Linked DNA regions of Homo sapiens: region 1 is linked to region 2. A link is an interaction called in ENCODE POLR2A ChIA-PET data of the cell type or tissue named here. Cell type or tissue: Panc1. All regions are shown on one strand.

What was found. Peaks named below come from ENCODE experiments on the same cell type or tissue, not always from the same donor. Only the 100,000 strongest peaks of a DNase experiment are listed, where the experiment ranks them.
Region 1: POLR2A ChIA-PET joins it to region 2 with 6 read pairs; 2 of 35 experiments call an interaction of 5 or more read pairs at or near these places.

Annotation. Positions count from the first base shown.
Region 1 is chr1:58,354,215-58,362,214 of GRCh38, reverse strand. It overlaps a transcript of DAB1 not described here. Among named protein-coding and RNA genes, the nearest start is that of OMA1, 190 kb to the left of the region's middle. In Panc1, no CTCF peak of the experiment used is centred here; a DNase peak (open chromatin) is centred at 3,664; H3K27me3 peaks cover 1,229 bases.
Region 2 is chr1:58,460,423-58,468,422 of GRCh38, reverse strand. It overlaps a transcript of DAB1 not described here. Among named protein-coding and RNA genes, the nearest start is that of OMA1, 82 kb to the left of the region's middle. In Panc1, no CTCF peak of the experiment used is centred here; no DNase peak of the experiment used is centred here.

The DNA of each region.
Region 1 (8,000 bases), 110 kb after region 2:
GGGAATTTAAATACCAAATCTCACTTAATATTCATGGAGACTGGGATGGAGCAGTTTCTGGGAGAAGAGAGCATGTATGTACTGATTTAACATTCCATGGGAATATGATTATCCTAAAGGTCAGGAGTTCACGACCAGCCTGGCCAACATGGTGAAACGCCATCTCTACTAAAAATACAAAAATTATCTGGGTGTGGTGGCATGCACCTGTAATCCCAGCTACTTGGGAGGCCGAGGTAGGAGAATTGCTGGAACCCAGGAGGTGGAGATTGCAGTGAAATCACACTGCTGCACTCCAGCCTGGACAACAGAGTGAGGCTCCGTCTCAAAAAAAAAAAAAAAAAAAAAAAAGGGGGATCTTTGATGGTGGGATGTTAGGCTACAATGAAGGGACCATGAGAATGTGGGCTGTGGGCCTCAAATGTTAATAATAGCAGAGAAGGCAGGTAAGACTAGGGTTCTCCTGTTTTATTAGTGAAGCAACTGAGGCTCAGGGAGTTAAATAATAAGTAAATGGTAGAGCTGAGACTGAAAGCCAGAATCCGATCTTACACCTCACATTGTTAACCTCTGCTCAGGGTCAGAAAAAAGGGCAAGGCTGCAAAGTCCCCGAACCTATACACTAACTTATACCTGATCAACTTCCCCCTAACAAAACTGTGGTTTGCAGAATTGGCTAGATTCAGCTTTAAAAAAATATAACCTCTTACCAGGCACTGTGATAGGTGCTAAGATGAACAGGAAAGACAAGGTCCCTGCCCTGAAAAACAGTAAAAAGAGATACAGACAAACATGTGGGTCATTGCATGATAGTGGGGGTTTATGGACACAATGAAAGCCGGTCCTTAGTGGTCCAATCTGCAGAAGAGCAGAATGCACCTAGTGGGGACACCCCCAGACCTCGTTTGTTGGGGTGAATCATGAAGTTCTTTTCTCTCTAACCACACACTTTGAATGTGCTAGCATGGAGCCCTCCCAGTATTAAAGAAGCAGGTAGGCCCTAGGAGGCCAGACCCAGGGGCAAGGCTGTGGTCTGCTGCAGGGGCCCATGGTCTCCCTCCTTGCAGCTCAGCAGCCACAGCAATCGTGGTACACACCAGGGCTTCAGTGTCTGCAGTGTTTCACTTCTTAGGTGGGAGGTTGGGTTCATGGGCATTCATTATGTTACTTTCTAAATCATCTTTTATATCTAAAGCATTTCAAAATGTAAAATATCATGTTGCAAAGGAATTTCATGACATGGGGAAAACGCTCACAAAAATAGTTTAATTTTAATAAAGCTGATTACAAAGCAATTTATTTAGAATAATTCTAATTTTGTAAGAAATAAAAAATAAACAATTTCAAAGTTATTTAAGTGATGAGATTTTGAGTATTCTTTTTATTTTGTGCAAATTCCAAATACTCTATAAGGAATATATATTATTTTTATATCAAAAAATAAGTTACTATAGGTTCTAATGTGATTGCTCCTGAGCCTGACACTCTCTCATTAGCGCAGTATTTGACTTTCTGCAAATGTTCTGAACTGCTTCTGTTGCAACTTCAGCCCACCCTTTTGCTGTGTGTCTCTGAGTGACTCCTCTTCCACAAAATCTTATTTTTTCTGCCTTCTTTGCTTGAAGGAGTCCAGCTCCATGGTTGTGGAAGAAAGGCTGTTATTTTCCAGAAAGTGCAGTGGAAATCAGTCTAAAGGCAGATAAAAAGATGAAAAGGCGGCAAGAACGGACTTAGTCTCAGTGCCTCATGCTGGTCAGGGATCCGTATCAATGTAATGTGTCCCTAAGTGTGCAGAGATGGTGCTTTATGGCTTTCAGAATGCCTTCACATCCACAAATGTGTTTTATAGTCACAAAACAGCTTGCTGTTCCCACAATCAGCCACTGTTTCAAACTACTGTGCATTTGCATTCACTATTCTCTTGTCTACCTATAAAACTTCAACATGGCTCCCCTTAAATGCCTCCTCCTTGCAGCCTTCCCTTGGCCCAGGTGGAATTAATCACACCTTCCTCTGTGCTCCTAGAACTCACACATACTGCCATTTTCATAGGTAGCTTACAGTAGGTATTGGAATGTAGCCCTGTCTTCCCCACTAGAACACAACCTTTTCAAGGGCAGGGGTGGAATCTTATTCATCTTTATGAACTGAACATTTAGTACCATGTCTGGTGAATGGTAGGTGCTCAATTTGATTGACATGAAGTAAGAAACCCAGTAAGGGCAAGCAAGGTAGTTGATATTGCCACCATCTGAAAGAGGAACAAGCTGAAGCTCGAGGAAGGATGAATCACCTTGCCTAAAATCCCTCAAAGAGTAAGTGATGAAGCAGGGCTTTGAACTTAGGTCAGTTTAACTTCCAAACTTGTACACTTTCAGTGCCATGATGGATAGTCCTCTCCATCATCATCTTTGTTATCATCATCATCTTCCAGTGGCAACGTTGAGCCAGAAACATAGGAAATACTAACTGAATAAATAACCATACTACTGCCATCATTGTTAATTATCACTCTCACCCCTTGCTATCATCTCTACCTATCATAACTCCTCCTCATACCTTTCTTCATGAGTCAACATGTGTTGATTACTGAAGCATGCAGAGCCAGGTGGTAGGTACGCCTTAGGTTTCTCTGTGTCCCCTGGGGTAGCTAGAACAGCTCTGGCACTGACACTGAGCAATAGACTTACTAACTTGACTTGCTGGTCTTCATGTTCCAGAATGAGGCAATGCCTCAGAGCTGAGAACTCACTGCATTTAGGGGAAGTGGATGCACAAACTTGGCCATATCTTGAGGACAAAGCTGTCACTCTTCACATCTCCAACCAGAAGTTTAGTGTGGTTTAGTGGAAAGAACACTGATCATGAGTGCCAAAGCCCTTGGTTTATGTCCTGGCTCTTTCATTGATTTACAAAGTAATTTTAGACAAATGCCATTATATCTTCGAGTGTCTTAGTTTCTTCATATATGAAGAAGAGGGGCAACATTTCTGACTTCCTTCACAGGTGTGGTAAGAAGGCTTGCCTAGGATCATGAATGTGAAATTGCTTTTCACTCTGGGAAGTCCTCCATATGACCCAGACATTCATGTTATTAAAAGTGCTAGGAATGGAATCGTTGGCTAATGAAATGGTCTATCCTCTCCTCTTTCTACCCTACCCAAGTGTTTTGCTAAATTATAGATCTCAAGCTCACTTTCTCTCTTCAGACCTAACCTAGATCCCAGCATCCTTTGAGTGTGTGTGTGTGTGTGTGTGTGTTACAGAGAGAGAGAGAGAGAGAGAAAGAAAGGAAGGGGGGGAGAGAGACAGAGAGAGGCAGAAGGTGGACGGGGGGAGAGAGAGACAGAAAGAGCTGGGAGAGAGAAGGAGTGAGAGAGAAAGACAGAAAGAGAGAGAAGAAAGAAAAGGAGACATAGCACATTATTCTGGCATTCTGGAAATCATATCCAAAGGGGATCTTAGGATTTGACTGGTATATATGCAGCTTTTATTTGATGGTGCTATTTTAAACAGTTCTCAGTTGGGAGGCTGGCAGCTCTGATTGCTTTTCAAAGCCCTGTCTTTTATCACCATCGTTTTCTTCATACATAAATCCAGGCTGCATCCCCACCTTCTGTTTCTTTTCTGTCTTCGAGCTGAGGAGTAAGCAAGATGCAATTTAGTAGCTGGGCTAGAGGGGGACCGGATTGCTTCAGAGACATCACTTGTTTAATTGACTTGTTTGCTTTCAGATGAGTCATGTTCAGTCTGAGTTGTTTTCCCTTAACTAGATGTTGGTGGCAGTGCTTTTTTTCTCCCTCCTGTTTCTTTCTTCCTTTCTTTCTTTTCCTTTGTCAAGCGCAATAAATATTGGTTCTGATGGAACACAGTCCTGGCTGTGAAGGACACAATCTTCCTCCTCTTTCTTGAAATTAGAATTGTCTACTCCACACTTGGTTGCATTTGGACAATGGGTGAATTTCTAACTCCCCGACTGTTCTCATCCCCAAGGTCAAGCTTAGCCAAAACATCCTATCCCCACATTTTCCTGCTCCCCCTCTACCATCTGCATAAAGGTAGTTAAGGCTCCTAAGGGGATCCTATCAAACAGGTGTTTACATTCTTAAATTTCTAATCTGGATATTTCTGGAAACAGGTAAACAGAGCCTTTCAGTTCAGCAGAAAGGTCTTAGCAGCAGGGAGTGGGAAATTTACTTGCAGAATAAAAGACTGAATTAAGGTTTGGCAATCTTCAGTCAATACAGGAACATAAGAAAACTGTTGAACACCACTGCTGACACCTAATTGGTCTCATAAATGTTTACGGGTGGAGGAAGGCAGGGAGGATGGAAAGAATTGAGGGAGGGAAGGAGAGACATCTCCTTTACAGGTTCCTCCTTTTCCCACTATAGATGTTGGATTTCACAGGTCTCTGTCCTGTCTCTCTAGATCCTTGTTAGGAAAAATGAGGTCTCTACACAGCACCTGCATTACCTACCAGCTTGTCAGATATGCACATTATCAGGCTCTACCCCAGACCCACTGCATCAGAATCTGCATTTTAACAAGATCCCCAGGTGATTCGAATGCCATTAACATGCTGTTTCAGAAAGTCTTACCATCTTAAAGCTTCAAGTGCCATCTAAACTCGGATGAATCCTCAATATGCCTCTTTAACCCTGATGTCTTCAGGAACTTCAGATCCGTGCATCTAAATGCCCAGTGCCTATTGGACTTTCTCTTTTGGAAGTTAACAGGTCATATCAAATCTTATATGACTAACAGACAACTCTTGACCCTCTAGGCTACTTCTTTATTTTTCCTGTTGTGCAGAAACGGCACCACCACCCACCATGTTCCTTAAGCCAAAAATGGTCATGCTATTTTTGAATTTTCTCTTTTCCTCACCCCCAGCACTCAATTTATCAGCCAGTTTGGTGCATTATTCCTCTGACTCTATCAGTTTTCCCATTTCCCTCTGTTCTCACTGCTAGAGACCTAGCCCAAGCCACTCATCATTTTTTGTTTGATTTACTATTCACTTCTATTCACTTCCACTTTTGCCTCATACAATCCAAAAGCTGCTGAAGAAATCTTTTTAAAACATGTGTCATGGCCATTCCCTGCTTAAAATCTTCCCATGGCTTCACATTTCATCTAGAATATAATAAAAAAAACTTTAACTTTTTTTTTTTTTTTTTTTTTTGGAGACAGGGTCTTGTTCTGTTGCCCAGGATGGAGTGAAGTGGTACAATCACGGCTCACTACAGCCTCAACTCCCTGGGCACAAAGCAATCCTCCCACCTCAGGCTCCTGAGTAGCTGGGACTACAGGCATGCACCACCATTCCCAGCTAATTTTTAAAATTTTTTGTAGAGCCCAGTTCTCCTATGCTGCCCACCCATACTGGTCTTGAACTCCTGGGCTCAAGCAATCCTTCCACCTTGGCCTCCCAAATTGTTGGGATTACAGACATGAGCCACAGCACCCAGCCAAATATCTTTAGGGGAAAAAAATCCTATGGGATCCACGGCCTACCTACTCTCTGATCCAAACTTTCAGCTCTGGTCTTTCAGCCCTTTTCTACTCTGCTCCACCCACAGGGCCTTCCTCCCAAGGCCTCTGTATGAGCTATTCTCTGCTGACTGGAATGGGCTCTTCTAATCTTACATGCTGGTTCTCTGCTTGTCGTTCAAATCACAGTCCAAATGTCACTTCCTTAAAATAGCCTTTCTTAATGATATAATCTAAATTAGCTCCAGTTACTTCTTACAATAATGATCTGCATAGTACACAACACTGACTTTGTATTGTTTGTTTGTTATTATGTATGCATGTATATATTTTTGTCTCGCTCTAAAATATAAATGTCTTGTGAGCAGGTCTTCCCTGCTTGTACCAGCTATAGTGTTCTAGTGAACAAACAGGCAAGGTTCCTGCTGATTTTAGATAATATACAGGTCAATACTGCCATTTTACATACAGGTTGTGGAGTAGATCTTCTCTGGCTGCCCAGGGTTGGCAACTAGAACCCAAAGCTGAGGACAAAGGGAAACCAAGCACCAAATGAATAATGCAGACGCTAGTTTGAGGACTCTGGAGTCCTCAGCCATCATCCTGGTTCTCTCTCATCTCCACCTATTTGCACAAAGCTTGTATAAATAGATGTCTAGGGATTAGAGGAGAAAGGCCAGAGCAGAAGTTGTTCGCTTGGGAGGAGTACTGTGGTTTTTCCTTCCTCTCCCTAATGAGTGGTCCTCCACCTAAGTGAAGCATTTTCAAGAGAATTTCTCACAGAGATTAGAGGGATTGGTAGCTTTTTTCAGGTGTGCTGTCTATTAATACAGCTGATCAGACCCATGCCTATCTAAGCAGGGTGCCCTTGAGACTTTGCATGTTCCTGCGATTAGAGGCATTACTTGCTTTCTTATAACACAGGAGGTATGAATGGCAGCTAAAGTTAGTCAAGAAAAGAGGGAAATAGCCTGAGATAAGAGATGTTTATCCCATACGATTTCTACCTGTACCCCACTATCCCAGGAAATAAGGGGGAAGAGGAGGTCTCCAGGGGGCAGATGCCTTCTCTCACCTACAAGTCTCTCATACCTAAGCCTACCAGGAAAGGAGTGGAAGGAAAAAGTGAGCATCAAATTGGGTGAGATTGAAGTTTTAAACTAATCTAATCTGGACATTTTTATTCGTGAAAGTGACAAGAAAGCTGAGAGGTCTGCCAGGCTTGTTATTAAGGGATAGATTCATCAGCGCTTGAGAGAAAATAGTGATGGGGAAAAAAAATTAAACTCTTCCATGGCTGCATCCCATCTGCTCAATAAACCATCTAGAAATTTCCACTGGTAGACCACCAAAGGTACACTCTATCTAGAGATAATTAAAGATTGAACAATATAGCCTTTCAATTCACATTTGCCATTGCATGCAAACTCTGAAACAAAGCTGTGCCACTTTACAGATGGAGACTGGCTGGTGAGTTTGGAAAAAGGCTCATGGTAGGGTTGTATTCAGGAGAGTTGAGTTGTGTGTTTGCTTCCCTCAATTGCATTTTTAAGTCTCTGAAGTCTGTAGACATCTCTTTGACAACCTGTGAACTCTTTAGATCAGAAACCATTTCTCAGCTTTTTTAAGTTTCTTATAACACCCAGAACAGCACACAGGAGACGTTCAATAAATATCCATTGAGTTATTCAGGAAATAAATGTATAGATTCCGTTTGATGATTATAGCTGGACCTCGTCCAGGTAAATTTGAGCTGAAAAATCAACTAACTTAGAGGGGGAAGATTGGAGCACAGAGTCTAATGATGCTATTTGTCAGCTGTGTGATTTTGGGCAAGTTACACATGTTTATGAGCCTTGGTTTTCTCATTCATAAAATAACAGCAGCCATACCTGTGTCACAGGTGTGGATAAAATGATACTGCACATGTGAACACACTGAACACAGAACAGTTACCCCAAAGCCCATTTCTGAAGCTATGGACTCTAGCACAATCTTCCTGGATTCTTATCCTCTGTGATTGTTTGACAGACTTCCCCTCCTCCCTCTCCCTTCCTCCTCTGTGTCCTCCTAGATTATAAATGCAGGCTGAATCCACCCTCTCAGACACATAAGAGACACGTGTGAGTAGGCCGAAAGACCTTTAAGAAAAGACCAATATTTGCATATCTATTATAACTACTCACTGTTCGACTTGTTTCATTACAATTTCTATTTGGATAATATGTAAGGTCAATACTGTCACTGTTCTGGAAAATTCATTTTTTATTAAAGCAAAATGCACTGTATTTATAGAGATAACACCTTAAATGCTACGAGAGAAGGTGCACCAATTACACTGGTTCCCTTGATGGGGCAGGTTTATGTGCTACATGTTTTATAATATGTTACAAGGAATGGGACCTTAGCCCGTGTTGATGTGTCCCAAGTGTCATTCCTCGCTTGAATTCGAATAGGTCTGACCATCCTTTCTCGTAGATCTGGGAGCACTGAGATAACCATAG
Region 2 (8,000 bases):
GCAGTCAAAATGAACGAATTAGAGATATAGGCATCAACATACATACATCTCAAAAAGATAATGTTGAGCAAAAACAAAAATGTTGCAGAGTGATACATACAGTATGTAACATTTATACAAAGTTTTAAAACTTGTGAAACAATGTCATATATAATTTGTAGATGAGTACATATGTGACAAAAGCATAAAAACACACTAAGGGCTGGGTGCGGTGGCTCGCGCCTGTAATCCCAGCACTTTGGGAGGCCAAGGTGGGTGGATCATGAGGTCAAGAGATTGAGACCATCCTGGCCAACATGGTGAAATCCCGTCTCTACTAAAAATACAAAAATCAGCTGAATGTGGTGGCACATGCCTGCAGTACCAGCTACTTGGGAGGCTAAGGCAGAAGAATCACTTGAACCCCGGAGGCAGAGGTTGCAGTGAGCTGAGATCGCGCCATTGCACTCCACCCTGAGCACAGAGAGAGACTCCATCTCAAAACAAACAAACAAACAAACAAAAAAACCAAAAACACACTAATGAAAGATAAACCCAAATTCAGGAGAGAGGTTACCACTGGGGAGAAAAAGAAAAATGCAAACAGGTTTTGTATTTTACGCTGCGTGGTTGGTACACAGTTGTTCATTATACCTACGCTTTTTATATGCCTGAAGTATTTCATAATAAAAAATTAAAACATATTAAATCATGCCCAACAAATTGTTTCTAGTGAAAAATAATAAAATAATTTGAAATTGGCTATGTTTTGGGAAATTTTGGATATATGTTGTCACATGCCAGCAGTTGAGTCTTAATCTATTGTGGCTTTTACTGCACCGAGTAGCAATTATTTATTTTTATGTTTGTTTCTATTCTCTTTCTCTCCCCAACCCTCACTGGACCACAAGCTCTAAGAAAGAAGACTCTCATCTACTCATTTCTTAATCCCCAGTGGCTATGACAGTAGCATGGGAGCAATATATGTTTATTATGTTTTTAATAATCAGGAGAAGAGAAAACGGGGACTGGGGAGAGAGATGGCAGGTAGTGCAGACGGCAAAGCCTAAGTAATTATTTTTTCAATATAATCAAAAAAGCAGACGTTCTGCTTTTGTTTGAGCGCTGCTACATATGGGCAATAGGTCTGCAGTGGGGCAGCTGGGGTCCAGGCCACAGGGCCTGATGTGTTTGAGTTCCTGTTACAGTGACAGCCACTTTGTTACATGTTTCAGGCAAAGAGTTTGGCGTTATCCTCACAACTTGGGGAGTTCGGCATTATCACTGCTTTTCACAGATAAGGAAACTAAGGCTCAGTGAATTTGAGAATGGCCAGAGCCACCCACCTGCTCATTAGCAAGGTCAGGTTCATATCAGACTCTCTGGTCCCACTTGTCCCCTGGGAGGCACTACATCCAGGCACTGTATCTGCATCACACAAGGCAAGCCGCAGATCTGCTGTGAGGCCACTCACTCATGTATTCACATATTCATTCATTCAACAACACCTGCATTCCAGGCACTACTGCACCAGGCACTAGGATACAGTGATGAATGGCTCAGACTGACACCCACCACAAGGAGTCCCCCAACTAGTGGGGGCTTAGATGCACAAACACAGCTCCCCCTGCACAGACCAGTTATGGGACAGGCGCTGTTCAACCGGGCTGTGGTGGTAAAAGGAGGCAAAACATCACCCGTGTAGAATGTCAAGGCTTCCTGCAAGAATGACCTCCAGATGAGACCAGGTGAGGGTAGGTGGAGGGAAGACAGGAGGGTGTTTGGCAGGGAAGGAGGATTGTCCCTTTCAAGAAACGGCAGCCTCTCTGAGGCCTGAAGATGAATGAGCAGAGTGTCAGGGCTTCCCGTGACAGCTGCTTGTGCATTCTTCCCGAGTATCCCATTCATCTGCCTTCCAGGCTCCAAGTCCTTGGCTTCAGGGACCTCCCTTGGGCCCCCACATTGCTTCCACACAGACCTACCCACCCCATCTGTGTTAGTTCAGGCCCTCCGAGAAAGCAGAAACCGAGACAGGATTAAACATGCAAGAAATCTGTTAGGGGAAATGCCTGTGGGAAAAAATGTAGAGGCCAGGGGAGGCTGGAAAAGCCACAAGTCCATGATGCAGACCTGACTCCCGGTGAAGGAGCAAGGGAGGGGAGGGAGGGATGGGGGAAGTGTTTTAGACAATCCTACGGAAACTTTGGCAAGGCTGTCTGGGAGTCCTGGAGCCAAGGTTGCCCACGAGAGGAGTCCCACGTCTCCAGGAAGGGCCCTTCCTCATTATCCCTGCCCCGCTCCTCCATTGGCTGGGGGTGGCCAGGGGCAGTCAGGACACAGCGTTTGTGCTAGATTTTGGAAAGCAGTTGTGGGGACCGCTGGGCAGTCATGCTCCCTGAAGCTGGGTATCTGAGAGGAATATTCTCCATGGCCACCACACTCCCCTAGATTTGGTAACCCTGCACATCTGGCTTCTGCTTCAGCCCCTGTCCCTGGGATCTGCCAAGGGAAGCAGTCCTGAGAAAAGGTGGCATCGGGTAGTGGTGAGGGACACAGCTTCACAGCAGCCCCCATTTCTGCCATTGACCATGGGTACTGCAGGCAAGGCACTGAACCCCCCAGTTTCCTCGTGGGTAAGTGTGGATAATGACGGTTCCTGTCTCCTAAGGTTGTGACAGAAGTACATGAATTAAAACACATGGTAAGTGCCCAATAAATGGTATCTATTATTATTTTAATGGATCCATTTTTGATTTAGGGGCCATTTCAATGCATTGGTTTGATGGGGCTGCATCAAAATGTAAAAGCTGTGCACTCCCACCGCTGCTGTGTGCCAAATATACCTACACCTCACTGTGTCCTAAATCCTTCACCATCTTTCCACGAAGCTGCTCCTTACCCTGAGGCTTGGTTTGGGGTCCTCCTCTGAGCCTGTAGCCTCCTTTTCCCACAGAACTTTTTACAGTGATTGGTTGCACATTTTGTCGTCGTTGTTGTTGTCATTTCTTGCAATAAACTGAGAATTCCTGCGGGGGTGAGGACGATGTCCTGTTTCCTGCCACATCATCAGTGCCTACATGTTGGCTGACCCCTGCCCTAGCCAGGCTCAAACCCAGGGTCAGCCACTCTCTAGGGTCATGCAGGGCGTTTGCCTGAGAGGAGAGGGGGACTGCAGTCCACCTTGTGGCTTGGTGGCCAGTGGTGTGCTCAGGGGCTGTACCTGCCTGAATGAGGCAGTGTTCTAGTTTGCATTCACACAACATTGCTTACAGCTTGTCATGCGAGTCTCTGATGGACTGCACCTGTCCAGAGGAGAGTACTTTTCTTATTTGATAAAGATACTGTATTGGTTAACAGCAACTCAGCCAATAACCCAGGCTGAGAATGTGTGCAGAAGCACCAGCACAGTGCCTCACACTGTGTCAGCTACTCCTGCAAACTTCTGGAAAGGCTTTGATGAGCTCTTCTGAGTCTGTTTCTGCCTTAGCAACATGATGGGTTAGGTTCATGTTTCTAAGGTCCTCTCCTGCCCCGATATTCAGTGATTAGAGGAAGCCTGGTGTTTGGATACTGCTGAGGTGTGAGGGCAAGGGCTGCCTGATATGGAGTTTAGAATGGTCGCATCCTCTCCTGGGCTAGGGTTAGCCTTGCCCATCACCCTGTTCAGTTCTCGTCTCCTCCTCCAAGAAGCCTGCCTGAGCAAGCCCACATCCATCGTATTTGCTTTGTACTTTATATTTTATTAGGTGCCTTTGATATATTACTTCCTTTAATTCTCACAGCAACCTAGTGCTATATCTTTGTGTTATATTGATGCTATATCCGATAGATGAGGGAAAAGGAACTCAGAGAAGTTAAATAACATTCACAAGGCCACACAGCTAGTACAAGGCCAAGTTCAGGCTTAAACACAAGTCTAGGCAGTAGAATTCCTACCCATCTTATTTATGCTGCTTTATAATTTTTCTCTGCTTGCATATTTCTCTGTTTCTGGCCCCATTTAGAATATAAAAACCTCAAGGACAGGGGACACGATCCCACTTCATTCCATCCTCTCCCAAACATATCATGCACACAGTTAGTGCTGTCTAAATGCTGTCTGAGTAACAGTGGAAATCCTTGACATGCCCTGGGCATATGTCAAGCCCTGGGAAGGACCTGTACAAATACAGACCTCAGTGTATGCATGACAATACACACATTGATGTCTTCCATGCATACACATGGTATAGCTGGTATGATACCTTTAACGGAACATCTCTAATTAAACAACAAAAATGCTATTCTGCCTGTGCCTGCTTGGCAGTTGTGGATTGGTGGCCAGAGCACTTTGCTTCCACATTTCTGCAGTGTGCCGTTCCCTGCTCTTCAACTGTCCTCCTTACAGCCCAGGCTCTGCACCTCCTGTCGTTCAGTATCTGGTCTTCCTTGACCCCTCTGGCTGGATGCAAGATCCATTTGCTTGGAGCTGTGAGCTCAGCTTCTCTCATGCAAACCTTCCTATCTCTTCCTAGCTTTGGGGCATTCACCCACAATCTTGGAGACCCAGCTCCACAGATGGTCCCAGTGGACAACCCCACAGTCTGTCTCAGATTCTCAAACTCTACTGAAACACATGACAAGGACATGTACAGAATTCATATATCTGTGATGCCATGGACTCACACAGGTGGGTCCACATGGCCATCCACATCTGTAAATGTCCACCAGGCCAAGTGCAGAGACATTGAGGCACATTTTTGCCCATGGAGGCAGAAGCAGCATCCACATGCAAACCCATTTATGCATGCAGGATGTGCCCAGGCCGTAGATACATGTACACACAGACTCTCAAGCATGCATATGACCTTATGCATATGAGACTCAGTATGTGGGTGCTCATACCCCTTAGGATGTGGATACCAGTGTATGCAAACACCATATGCCTTGAACATGAAGATTTACACACTGCCATGCAAGGGCCAGGAAGGCAGCCTTAGCCTCCTTCTCCCCAGGGTGCCACACACAAAACAGATTTCATCACAGATCATGGCCTTTCAAAGACACAGGTTCACACCTTCTCCTTGGAGCCAGCTCTTCCCTTGTCAAGTTGTCTGGCCCTAGGAAGGTGACAGAGCTTATGTCTAGGAGTCCCCAGGCACTCATACGACGACCTGTCACCTCCACACTCAGCTACTCCTCTCACCAGGAGCTCTCTGCTCTCAGTGGGGAAGGCACTAAGGCTCAACGTAATTAAATCTCTCTCTTTTCACTTCAGCAACATTGATCTGTGCAGGGACACACTCTTGACTCCAAAGGAACAAAGCTTTTAATTTCTTGGCTGGAATACACTGTTCTTAGACTTGTTTCGTATGTGAGACATAGGAGTGAAAATTGCAGCATACTTTCTCATCTTCAGAGTATGACATTGCTTATGAAGCACTTTTTCACCATTTCATTTGAGTCTTACAATCATCCTATGAGATAAATAGTACATAAACTACCCCCATTTTACAGACAAGGAAGCTGAGGTTATAACAATAAGAACGACAGTTGTCCCTGAATTCCTACTATGTGTCAGGCACTGTTTTAAGTTCTGTACATGTTTCAGTTCTTTCAATCCGTACAATAACACTCAGAGGTATGTCTGTCTTCATCCCTATTTTACAGAGGAGGAAACTGAAGCACATAAGGTCAAATGAACAGCCTGAGGTTACCTGCTTAATAAGAAGTCTGGCTAAGTTGTATGCTATTGAAGTTAAAGGGATTTAATGCGGGATATTTGTCTTCTGGGTGAAAATCTAAAGCAATGGCTCCCCATATTCTGACCACCGATGACCACATATCTGATTTTCTTACATCATTAACTCCACCCTTGAAAGATTTCATCCAATAAAAACACTGTACTCATTAAAAAATCACCTGTATTGTGCCATTTTAATGAGACTTGAAGTTTTGAGAACAGCTTGGGGATACCCTGAACCGCTAAAAATTGCTACTGGTTGAGATGCCTTGGGATTGAGGGTATCCAGACTAACACCTAGAATACAGAAAAGAATTTAGTTAAGAAACCTTCTTTGGGAGGCCGAGGCGGGTGGATCATGAGGTCAGGAGATCGAGACCATCCTGGCTAACAAGGTGAAACCCCGTCTCTACTAAAAATACAAAAAATTAGCCGGGCGCGGTGGCGGGCGCCTGTAGTCCCAGCTGCTCGGGAGGCTGAGGCAGGAGAATGGCGTGAACCCGGGAAGCGGAGCTTGCAGTGAGCCGAGACTGCGCCACTGCAGTCCGCAGTCCGGCCTGGGCGACAGAGCGAGACTCCGTCTCAAAAAAAAAAAAAAAAAAAAAAAAGAAACCTTCTCAGATCGACGTGGATCTCAATCTTGTCTCTGCCAATTACCCCCCTGAGTCCTTGGGTAAGTAACATCACCCCTGTCAGCCTCAGTTTGTTTGCCTGCAGTGTCAGATGGAATAGCACCCAGACTGTAGCATACAAGGGAGAGCAGCATGATTGTGGATGCCCCACAATTCCTTGGTGTGAGGAGAGAAATATTTGTAATTGTCAGAAACATGATATAGCTGGCAGAAGTATATGAAATCAGTTACATAAATTGTGAACTACATCTCAAAGTTCTATTAGTTCTGAGACAGGGTGAAAATCAGCGCATTTCTCATCAGGATAGAAAATAAAAACAGAAAAAATCAGGAGCCATTGGGAATAATTCAGCCTCAGAGAGAGTTCAGTGCCTTCATCGGTAGTCTTTGGGGTGCTCGTAGAACCACCATTGTTCATCTCCACACTTGCTGGCTCCATATCCTTTGATGTGTATGTACCTTTCTGACCCTTTTTTAGCTGCTTAGTAGGTTAGCTGGGGTTGACTGTGGTTTTGTCCTTGGTTAATGTGATTATGTGAAAACAGCTTTGGACAGATTTTTCTCTTGCTTTCTCTTGGGCCATCCCTGAGTAGCACTGGCCCGCCAAAGCCTTCATCTCTTCTGTGTCTCCATCTTTGCTTTTTCCCTTCTAGCTACCCCTGCCTTTTCCTTACTTTTAATTGCTCCAAAAGAATGAGAGCAAGTTTCAATCACATTAAAAGAAAGAACTAGACTCTAAGACAGTAGTCTTCACTCTTTTTTGATCATATTCCTCTACTGGCAATAAAAATTTTGAGCTTCTAGTACCAATGTATATATATTTCTATATTAACACAGTACACAGTTAACTTCTGTACTAATATTTTATTTCTAAAACATACATAAGTGGACATTTTTAAGATGGAGGTTTTTAAAAGCATGAGATAAAAATAAATAGTAATTTAAAATAATTTACTAATGGAAGAAAAATGCTTGCTTACACTGATGACTCTTTTAAGTACCCAGCCCACTGGGATAACCAGTGAAACTCTATCTGGTACAGAAGGCTTTCATAATCTTTTCTCAGCTCTAGTATTTTAAATAATATAATCTGTAACTCTACTTGACTGGGCACAAGTCATCCCTAATCAACCATAAAATGTTGAAAGCCAAACATGGAGTGAGAGTGTCATGGGTGGCTCCTCTGCACCATGGGGCACTTACACTTTCTCCAGGATCTCTGACAAACAGTAGGTGACAAATACTGAGCATTCATTTTCATCTGTAAATTGCATCTTAGTAAACCTTCATAGATTTTAAATTTAAATATCTAAATTGAAAGGCCAATATGTTTTTTCCCCTTAGCTCCCATGAATCATTATACACACTGTCTGGGTGGAGCCCAGTCAGAGAGCAATGAGATTCAGGACTACGGACAGCTACACACATGCGTGGGAAGGGACCCTCTTTCCAATAGTCTGCCTGTGACACCTATCTGATAAGACAGTTATGAGAAATAAATAAAATGACATAGTAAGTGTTCAGTAACTATTCATTTCTTCCTTCTCCTTCTCACTATTCAACCTGATGCCAAGTGAAGGAAGGGAGACAGGAATTCAGGACAGATGTTCTGGCCAGAAATAAAAAACAATGCAATTTTGGAAATGTTTCTCCGTAGAAGTGTTTCT